2 separate regions of the Homo sapiens genome follow, and region 1 is linked to region 2. Evidence: chromatin loops called from intact Hi-C (ENCODE). Cell type or tissue: Calu3. All regions are shown on one strand. Links, peaks and the distances in the headings refer to the core of each region. The heading gives the core; the rest is flanking DNA. Region 1 overlaps LINC02456 (long intergenic non-protein coding RNA 2456). Region 2 overlaps LINC02456 (long intergenic non-protein coding RNA 2456).

Region 1 (5,383 bases), core at 248-5,247, 110 kb before region 2:
TGTAATCCCAGCTACTAGGGAGGCTGAGGCAGGCGAATTGCTTGAACCTGGGAGGTGGAGGTTGCGGTGAGCTGAGATTGCGCCATTGCACTCCAGCCTGGGCAACAAGAGCAAAACTCCACTCAAAAAAAAAAAAAAAAAAAAGGAAAAACAGCACAAATAGAATCAAATTATTAATTAAAAATATAAGACAGAGCAATCTTAACTGAAATGAAGTGAGAGATATTTAAAGATATAAAGGGCTCACCCCATTCCAAGAGAAAATCAGTGAAAAGAGAATTAAATTTACATTCATCCAGGCGAGATTTCTGGAGTAAGAGGATAAAGAAAAATTTAACACAAATACAGACAGAAAAAATAATAGTAAGAAAAATCTAGGCTCAGTCTTCTTCATATTGATAAATTCAATGTTTACAGAGTTTTGAGGTAGAAAAAATAATTAGAAGCCAAGAATTTTATGTGCAACCAAATTATCTTACTCTTTCATGTGGGTGCAGTGGCTCACACATATAATCCAAGCACTTTGGTAGGCCAAGGTGGGTGGATCACCTGAGGTCAGGAGTTTGAGACTGACCTCGAACTCCTGGGAAAGTACTAAAACATTATTGAACTGAGTTTTTCTCTACAAATATAACCATACTTATTCGATGTCAGGCACTTTAGATGCAATGATAAACAAAACAGACACATATAAACTGAGAAAATAGGTTAATCATGTACCCTTCTTGAAAATTTTTATTTGAAGTCATTCTTTAACCTACTGAAAATAGAAGCAAAACAAAATGATCAAGCCTAGTAAAGTAGCAGTATAAATGTTTTGGGTGTAAGAATGGAAGCCAGTGAAAGTAGAAAAGACCAAATTACCATAAGTATGGTTACAGGATTTCAATCTTTTTCTCAGTTGAAAACAAAATAAACAGTATTATTATAAATTATTTGGATTTAAAATCCAGGATTACATCAACAAAGACCATAAAATGAGGGACAGATGGGAGAAAACTAGGGAATTAAGAAGATACTTTCTGATTCCTAATCAAGATAAAAGTCACTGAGGTTTAAAAAATAATTTTGAAAATCTTACAAGTAGCAATTTATAAAATCAGTAAAAGGAAAGCTCCAAAACAATATAGTACTAATATAGTACAAGATGACAGATGTTAGTAGATGTTAGTTTTAACTAAAAGCATCCATGGAATCTATTTAACATAACTTGAAAGTTTAAAAGCAAAATTATGAACGGTGGTAGATGTTGTGAATTCAATGAGAAAACAGATATTTTAATAATAACATCAAAGCAATTTTTTCCCTTGTAAAAAAACTTTTAAGTTTAGAGGTATATGTGCAGGTTTATTATTTAGATAAACTTGTGTCATGAGAGTTGTACATATTATTTCATCACCCAGATATTAAGCCTAGTACCCATTAATTATGTTTCCTCATCCTCTCCCTCCTCCCACTCTCTCGCCTTCACTAGGCTTCAGCATGTGTTGTTTCCCTCTATGTGTCCATGTGTTCTCATTGTTTTAGCTCCCATTTATAAATGAGAACATGTGGCATTTGGCTTTCTGTTCCTGTGTTAGTTTGCTAAGGATAATGGCTTCCAGCTCCATCCATGTTCCTGCAAAGGAAATGATCTTTTTCTTTTTTATGGCTGCATAGTATACCATGGTGTATGTGTACCACATTTTCTTTATCCAGTTCACCACTGATAGGCACCTAGGTTGATTCTATGTCTTTGCTTTTGTGAGTAGTGCTGTGATTAACTATGCATGCATGTGTATTTATAATAGAATGACATATTCCTGTGGGTATATACCCAGTAATGGAATTGCTGGGTTGAATGGTGTTTCTGTCTGTAGGTCTTGGAGGAATCACCATACTGTCTTCCACAATGGTTGAACTAATTTACACTCCCACCAACGGTGTAAAAGCATTCCTTTTTCTCCACAACCTCGACAGCATCTGTTATTTTTTGACTTAATAATAGCCAGTCTGACTGGTGTGAGATGGTATCTCATTGTAGTTTTGATTTGCATTTCTTTAATGATCAGTGATGTTGAGCTTTTTTCACATGATTCTTGGCTACATTTGTGTATTCTTTTGAAAAGTGTCTGTTCATGTCCTTTGTCCACTTTTGAATGAGGTTGTTTACTTTTTCTTGTAAATATGTTGAAGTTCCATATACATGCTGAATATTAGACCTTTGTCAGATGCATAGTTGGCAAAAATTTTCTGCCATTTTGTAGGTTGTCTGTTTACTCTGTTGATTGTTTCTTTTGCTGTGCAGAAGCTCTTTAGTTTAATTAGATCACATCTGTCAATTTTTGCTTTTGTTGCAATTGCTTTTGGCACCTTTGTCATAAAATCTTTGTCTGTGCCTATGTCCTGAATGGTATTGGTCTAGGTTGTCTCCCAGGTCGGCATCATCCTGATGCCAAAACCTGGCAGAGATGTAACAAGAAAACTTGAGGCCAACATCCATGATGCATGTTGATGCAAAAATCCTCAACAAAATACTGGCAAACTGAATCCAACAGCAAATCAAAAAGCTTGTCCATCATGACCAAACAGGCTTTAAAATTGTTTCAACATATGCAAATCAATAAGTGTGATTTATCACATAAACATAACTAATGACAAAAAACACAGGATTATCTCAACAGATGCAGAAAGAAAAGGCTTTTGATAAAATTCAACATCCATTCATGTTAAAAACTCTCAATAAACTAGGTATTGAAGGAATATACCTCAAATAATAAGAGCCATACATGACAAACCCACAGTTAACATCATACTGAATGGGCAAAAGCTGGAAGCATTCCCTTGTAAACCTGGAATGCCCTCTCTCACCACTCCTATTCAACATAGTATTGGAAGTCCTAGCCAGGGCACTCAGGCAAGAGAAAGAAATAAAGAGCATCCAAATAGGAAGAGAGGAAGTCAAACTCTCTCTGGCTGCAGACAACATGATCCTATGTTTAGAAAATCCCATATAGTCTCAGCCTAAAGCTTCTTAAGCTGATAAACACCTTCAGCAAAGTCTCAGATACAAAATCAGTGTACAAAAATTACTAGCATTCTTATACACCGACAACAGTCAAGCCCAGAGCGAAATCAGGAACCAACTCCCATTCACTATAGTCACAAAAAGAATATAATACCTAGGAATACATCTAATTAGGGAGATGAAAGATCTCTACAAGGAGAACTACAAACCACTGCTCAAAGAAATCAGAGATGACACAAACAAATGGAAAACCATTCCATGCTCATGGATAGGAAGAATCAATATCATTAAAATGGCCATACTGCTCAAAGCAATTTATAGATTCAATGCTATTTTTATTAAACTACCACTGAGATTCTTCACAGAACTAGAAAAAACTATTTTAAAATTCATATGGAACCAAAAAGTGCTTGAATAGCCAAGGCAATACTAAGCAAAAAGAACAAAGCAAGTCACACTACCCAACTTCAAACTGTACTACAGGGCTACAGTAACCAAACCAGCATGGTACTGGTACAAAAACAGACACAGACCAATGGAACAGAAAAGAGAAATAAGACTACACACCTTCAACCATCTGATCTTGGACAAACCTGACAAACACAAGCAATGGGGGAAGGATTCCCTATTCAATAAACGGTGCTGAGAAGCCAGTTATCTGGCTAGCCACATGCAGAAGGTTGAAACTGGACCCCTTCCTTACATCATGTACAAAAGTTAACTCAAGATGGATTAAAGACTTGAATGTCAATCTCAAAGCAAAATTTAAGAAAAAACATTCCATATAACAAATTATTTTTGAAACACAATAAAGATATAGCTACTGTGAACCTTGTCTTGCTGAATACTATCATATTGAACTAGACAAGGCAATGACAATTAGAAGTACAAATAAAATTGAATGAGCACATACTGAAATCTTTCCTTCTTGCCCAGGCCCAGGAAAATAAGATAAAGGACATATTTAAATACTGAAGTAATAAAAATTACATTTTGAAACAGAAAGATAATTTTTCTTTATTCAAAGGCCAATCCATAGACAAAAATGGAGAGTGGAAATCCCAGAAGTAAGTTAGGACTGCTTCACAACAAGCCACGTATAGGCAGGGACCCAAAATGGAAAGCCATAAGCCATAGGGAAGACACTATAGCTCAAGACACAGGGATCAGAATTCTGTTGCAGAAGATAAACTCACAAGCAAACGTCAGTAAACCCATGAGAAATAACTACACTGCAACAGGGTCACAGCAAGGTCAAGAAGTAGAAAACTTATCATAGGAAATAGCATTGGTGAACCAATCAGACAAGGACCTTATTTGTTCAGTTACTTAATACAATCATTAATCTTCACAAAATAGTTTCTAATACTTTGTGCCTGTGCTAGCAGCATCTTGCACTGTGACTTTCCTATATATAAATAGGCATTTTATCCAAGTGCAAATATTAAAAGCAGGGTAACTTAAGCAATCGCCTGTACAAAGGTAAATAAATGGTAGGTTGTTTTTCTTCTTGAATCATTTTTGCTACCTAGCAAATTACAATTACATATCAGTTTAACATTGCTGATCTATAGAATACACTTTGAACTGTGAGGTATGGCAACTTCCTGTAAGAGAGAGTTAATATATAAACCTGAATATTTTGCATGATTTTTTTTAGCTTCCATGGATAGGGAAGACAAAAAATATCCAGGCTTCAAAGACCCTAGAAAGTAATTTTTCTAATCAATAAAAAAATTGTTTAGTAATTCTAAGTAATTTCTTCTTGGCTTCTTGTTGGAGCATTGTTGAATGGACAGATAAAGTAAATATTGAAGTGAAGCTATGTTTGTTATGGGATTATGGATTAAACCAGTTATTTTTAAAAATCTGCCAGGAAAAAATAACTACTGGGTAAGAGGCTTAGTACCTGGGTGATGAAATAATCTGTACAACAAACCCCCATGACACAAGTTTACCTATTTAACAAACCTACACATGTGCTCCTGAACCTAAAATAAAAGTTAAAAAGAAAAAGTCTGCCAGGTAACCTCCTCATTTACTTTACATTAAGTTGAGGTCCTGATACATACATCTCAACCTTATAATTCAAGACTACTGTGAAATACTTCTAGTTCACTTGAAATAGCATGGTAATAGGACAATTAAAATCCTTATATGTTCTTAAAAAGTACATGCTTAACATTTTCTGGCATTACTTCTGAGCTCAGATAAAGCACAAAATCCCCCTAAATGAATATTCTTCTCTGTAAGTTAAGCGGTTGAGAGTTGGTAGCAAAAGCTATCATGGTATAACATTTCCATCTTAGAGTAGATACAAGTAGAAGAAAGTGCTGTTTAAACATCAAATAGATAAGAAATTAACATGAACCAATT
Region 2 (5,383 bases), core at 322-5,321:
TATCAGAGCCTGGCAACTGAACAGAGATTAGGATCTTTCTTTCTTAATTGTCAGAATTTCAGAATGTGGAAAAATCATCCTCCTGTTGAGTCTTCAAGTCATCTTTTCAGGGGTAGGGATTTTGGAAAATATAGAAGGGGCAAGAGGGGAGGGAGACAGAGAGGCAGGAATTGGATTTTTAAAATATATTTGTGATCTGTTCTTGCACTGACTACCTACCTAATGCAAATGCTGAGAATGGTCCAGTATGTGCCAAACTGATGATGCTGTTTTTTTGCATCTCATAGCAGTTTGCCAGAGGAAGTCAACTATAAACAGGTTTTTAGGCTGGCAATCCAAGACTCCTTACAGGATTGACTCAGCAGTTATTTTGTCCAAGGTACATAGAACAGATTTACTAAGTCTGGGTCATTCTGATAAATTCTTGAAAACAGGGACCTAGACAGCAAGGGGAGAACATCAAAGATCTCCTGGGGCCGTAACCATAGTTGGCAACTGGCCTGTGTCCTCACTTCACTCCAGTCCTGGGGCCTACAGCAAAAGGAAACTCACAAGGCAGAAGTCCTCCTTTGCCCTCCTTAAGCCATCTGCTTTGATATGGCTCCCCTGAAGAATCAGAGCTTCTAGATTTCAAAAAATCTCACCAGATCATCTATTCCAGCCCTTACTTCATGGAGGTAAATTAAAATTGTCATTAACAGAACCATAGTACAGGCTTTCATGTGGAAAGAAGAAGGGTTAGAGCACTGAGTGAGCAGAGGGGTCCACCAAAGACCTCTGGGAACAGAAAGTAAGTGATTCCCTGGCTTAGATAGGAAAAAAACAGGACATAAGAAAATAGTAGTACTCAAACTTTGGCATGCACCAGAATCACCGACAGGGCTTTTAAAACACAAATCCCTGGACCTCACCCCCAGAACCTCTAATTCTTGTGGGTCTGGGACACTGGAACTCGCATTTCTTTATTTATTTATTTTTTTTTTTTGAGATGGAGTCTCACTCTGTCACCCAGGCTGGAGTGCAGTAGCACTATCTCAGTTCACTGCAACCTCTGCCTCCGGGGTTCAAGCAATTCTCCTGCCTCAGCCTCCTGAGTAGCTGGGATTACAGGTGTGCACCACCACACCTGGCTAATTTTTGTATTTTTAGTAGAGGTGAGGTTTCACCATGTTAGTCAGGCCGGTCTTGAACTCTTGACCTCGTGATCTGCCTGCCTCGGCCTCCCAAAGTGTTGGGATTACAGGCGTGAGCCACTGCGCCCAGCCTAGAATTTGCATTTCTAACAAGTTCCCAGGTGATGCCAATGCTTCTGGTACAGAAACCACACTTTGAAAACTTCTGTATTAGATAAAAAGAGAACAAAGAGGAAGGCAACTGTATGAAGCCACTCAATTCCCTTATCCTCTAAAGGCTTCATGGAGGGAGTTGATGAGTAGATATTTTCCCTAGTTAGGTAGATGGATGCAGTCTTTTCTTTCCATTAAGTGTCATATTTGAACTTAGTGAGGGTGCTGTGCAAGGGAGGGCTATGCCAGCTGGCATAGTTCACAAAACATAATTTCCTGTGGAAATTCAGTAAAAAATCACAAAGAGGTGAAGTCAGATGCTACCCAAGGGTCACAAGGTTGAGCCCTGGAGGGAGTGAGGGACTGGCTTGGGTCTGGTGACTTGCGGTGGGGTTGGGGTGGTAAACGGGAGACAGAAGAAGATCCAGTTCTCCTGTTTGCCATTGCTCATCACTAAGTATATTACAGGCTGTAAATTACAAGTAACCTCATTTTTCCAATTATATTAACTTTTATTCATATTTAGGGGATACTGCAATGTGGGAGAAAGGGCCCTGGACAGGGAGCTGGCAAGTCGCAATCCTGGCTCCACCCCAGTTAGTATTGTGATAATTAGTGTTCCTCTCTGCATCCGAGCTTCTTTATTAGTAAACTGAAATAAAAATGTTTCTAAACACTCCTTGAGGGTCCAATGAGATAAAGTATAAAGGCACTTTGCAGAAATATAAGGTACTATAGAAGTGGAAGAAATACCTTTTTACTCACTCACTCATTCACTCACTCACTCATTCATTTGACAAAATTGTATTAGGAATCAATCATGTGCTGTACTCTGACAACATCATGAGGAACAAAAGAAACAAGGTTCTTGCCTCATTAGGGGGAAAAGAGGAAATAATAGGCTTTCTTCTCAATCTTCTCCCCTAACCTTGCTACTACGGAGAATACTTTTAGTGGGACCACAGCAGAGAGTTAACAGACACACCTTTAGAGTTTTCCTGGGAGAGGGTCTTCAGGTGCCCTTGCATGCCCTCTCCAGACTACTACATATTCTCATCTCTAAGCAGAAAGAGACAGATGAGGGAGAAGAGGTACTGAGCCAGTGAGGTGGGGAGTGTGGAAAAGGCCTCACAGTAGAGTCACTGGGTCCCAATCCTAGCACTCAATGGGTGGCTTTGGATGAGTTATTTAACACCTCCATGGCCCAATTTTTATCTATTATATGGACATAAGTCATGGCTAAGATTCAGCAGTACTGGTTGGTGAAACATTGAAATACTTCTGTCCCAGCTGGTAAAAGTTACTGCCACTCAAGTATCTCCTATTCCTGCTACTCTGGGCACTCATGCCCTACCCTGTCCTGGGAACTTTCCACAGTCCAGCAAATAAGAAGTAATGCCCGTCACAGTGGGTGAATCCACTCTGCTTCAGTAAAACTTCTGTAGTTTCTGGGTGGCTGATGACCGTGTCGAATGTGTTGTTAAATATTTTGACTATCACTTGTCTATACAACTTTTTTGAGGATCTCATTACAATCTCAATAAGCAAATGTCTTTTTGTGTGCTCAATACAGTCTTGTTTCCTCCTCCAGGCAAAAATGGACTGTTTGGTGTTGGAGGCTGAGCAGAGGTGGGCAAAAAGGAACAGAAGGAGAGTAACTGGTGAAGAAGGAGCAAAGAGTGAGGCACAGTAAGTTGGTCGTGGCGAGGGGGCGGGGGGCGGGGGTGGGGGGTGCGGGCAGATTCTCTCTGGACCTGGGATGCGCTTAGCAAGTCCCTTCTTGGAGTCCAGAGAGAAAGTAAGAGCTCAGGGCATGTCAAAGGGCTTGCAGTTCTTTGAATGGAACACAAAGTGTTATTGTTACATAGTAACAGCTCTTGCTCACATCGACAATTTATTCCATTCTAATTCTAATCTCTTCTTCACAGGGGAGACAAAAGTCTGCACATTTCTCCCTTGCACAGCCCTGCAACTTGCTACTGGGAGAATGGTTTCCTTGTTTCCCTGAGACTCACATTTGCACTTTCTTGGCAAACCTGCTGAGAGGTATCAGAGTCACTGGACACACCCCAGAACATTGATATGTTTGGAATTTAATCAGAAGCCCCACAAAAATGGGACTATTTACCTTACTCCTGGAAACACCCATTTGAAAAATATTTAAAAGCTATCAAAATACAAATTATTAGGACTCTGCCCTTCACAACGAGCTTTTTAGGATTTATGTATTTTGATATGTGCCTCATTCTTCCCAAGAAACGAGGTCAGGCATTTCCCTGATTCTGACATTTTAGTGCAGTGACTAGTAAAAAGATGGATAGGGTCCAACCCTGTTTTTCCATACTTCTTTACCTTGTTCTTTGGTGTCTGTTTTCTTGCAGGAGGGGCCTGGAAAAGCCTCTCCCAGCAATCTCAGGTGGCATGGTCTTACTGCCTGGAATTGCCAACCTTGGAGTTCCAACTCTGCATCTTTGAAGTCTGGCTGGGAGTAGTCACCAATCTGAAAGTCAAGGCCCACAGGATCCTGAGAGTCCAGGAGTCCAGAAAGAGACAGACAGGCAGATAGATAGAGAGAGAGAGAGAGAGAGAGAGAGAGAGAGAGAGAGAGAGAGAGAGACAGACAGGCAGACACACACACACACACACACACACACACACACACACACACACACACACACACAGAATCAACTATGCTGCTGCTTACCAGCCTTTTACTTCCTTACTTGTTACTCTTATTGTGTCCTCTGACACCAGCCTAGGGGTTGTTTTAAAGCTTCTCCATGATTCTCAAATCTTCAGACTCACCCTCCCCACCTAGTTCTCTAAAATGCCACCAGCTCCCCCTCTGCATTGGAAACATCCATCTTCCCTGCTCACTATTCCCCTCCGTCTCAAAATGTTCCTTTGTTCTTCACTCACTTCCTTTCCTTTGGCATCTGGGGAAGGTTTGTTCTCCTTTTCAAATTGAAGGCCCTGACCTGGGCTCATGATCAAATATCACTCAGTGATCTCCTCTTGAGTAATTTCAGTCTCACCCTTTCTGTAAGAAGGACCCTCAGTCTTTCCCACACAATGCCCTCTCAATGTGCACCCTACCTTTCTTTTCCTTCCTTTTAGAATTGTTAAATTAGCAGCCTGCACTGACTAGCTCCTCTTTCTCACCTCATCTCTTTCCAATCTGCAGATTGCAATTCTGATTGGGATCTTACTTCTGGTCAAATTGCAATATTGAAACATAATTGGTGGTGTAATGATTTTACCATTGATGACTCTCAAACCATCCAAGTCAGTTTTTTCTTTCTTTCTCAGTCTTATTCTCACCCTTCCCTCACTACAGGGCATAGGACACTGCTGACATCCCCTTGCTTCTTGAAATGAATGCTTTCTGCTACACTACAGTAGTAGTTCTCTTTCAACCAGGGATAGTTTTTCTCAAGTTTCCTAAATGATGCCTCCTTGGCATTCCTGAGATTCTTCTCCTCTCCTCCCTTTTTTGCCTTTACTCCACTCTCCCCTCCCCTTGTCTCATGCACTGCCATGGTTTTGGTGACTACCCCTTACCTCTACAGAAATGACTCCCAAATCCTTGCCTCCAGAGGTCTCTTGCCTCCTGGATCATAGTCCCTCAATTCTACCTGCTGGATTTTTCCTTTGGTATACTGCTGGCATCTTAACCCAGAGTGTTCAATACCCAAATCATTCCCCTCTTCTTGAAACAGACTCAGCCTTTTCAGCCTCTTTACTTTTGTAAATGGTATAAACGTTACCTGAGTCAGGCAAACTAAAAATATTTGCTTCTGCATTGCATCACTCTATTTATTTAACTCACTTTTTCTGTTTGGTTGTTTTCTGCACTGGCTCTTGGCTCTACTCCCTGCTTTCCACTGCAGTTGCTCTCACCTGAATGCATAGTTTATCTTTCTGCTTGGATGCTTGCACTAGCCTGTTTGGTGACTGTTTCCTTGATTTTGTTTTCTCCTTTTCCAATTATCTAACACACTCAGACAAACTGATCTTCTTTGAAAAATTTTTTCTGAGACAGAGTCTCGCTCTGTCACCCAGGCTGGAGTGCAGTGGCGCAATCTTGGCTCACTGCA

Evidence for each region. A loop is a pair of places that touch in the nucleus more often than their neighbours do. Peaks named below come from ENCODE experiments on the same cell type or tissue, not always from the same donor. Only the 100,000 strongest peaks of a DNase experiment are listed, where the experiment ranks them.
Region 1: a loop joins it to region 2, with 3.0 times the contacts of the local background. A loop is called at or near these places in 1 of 110 quality-filtered maps.

What each region holds. Positions count from the first base shown.
Region 1 is chr12:102,580,222-102,585,604 of GRCh38, forward strand. All of the region lies in intron 11 of LINC02456 (long intergenic non-protein coding RNA 2456), which reads left to right. Among named protein-coding and RNA genes, the nearest start is that of IGF1, 100 kb to the left of the region's middle. In Calu3, for the core only: no CTCF peak of the experiment used is centred there; no DNase peak of the experiment used is centred there.
Region 2 is chr12:102,687,229-102,692,611 of GRCh38, forward strand. LINC02456 (long intergenic non-protein coding RNA 2456) reads left to right here. Exons shown (of 13, transcript XR_007063427.1): 12 at 2,878-2,975. Among named protein-coding and RNA genes, the nearest start is that of LINC00485, 130 kb to the right of the region's middle. In Calu3, for the core only: no CTCF peak of the experiment used is centred there; a DNase peak (open chromatin) is centred at 3,293.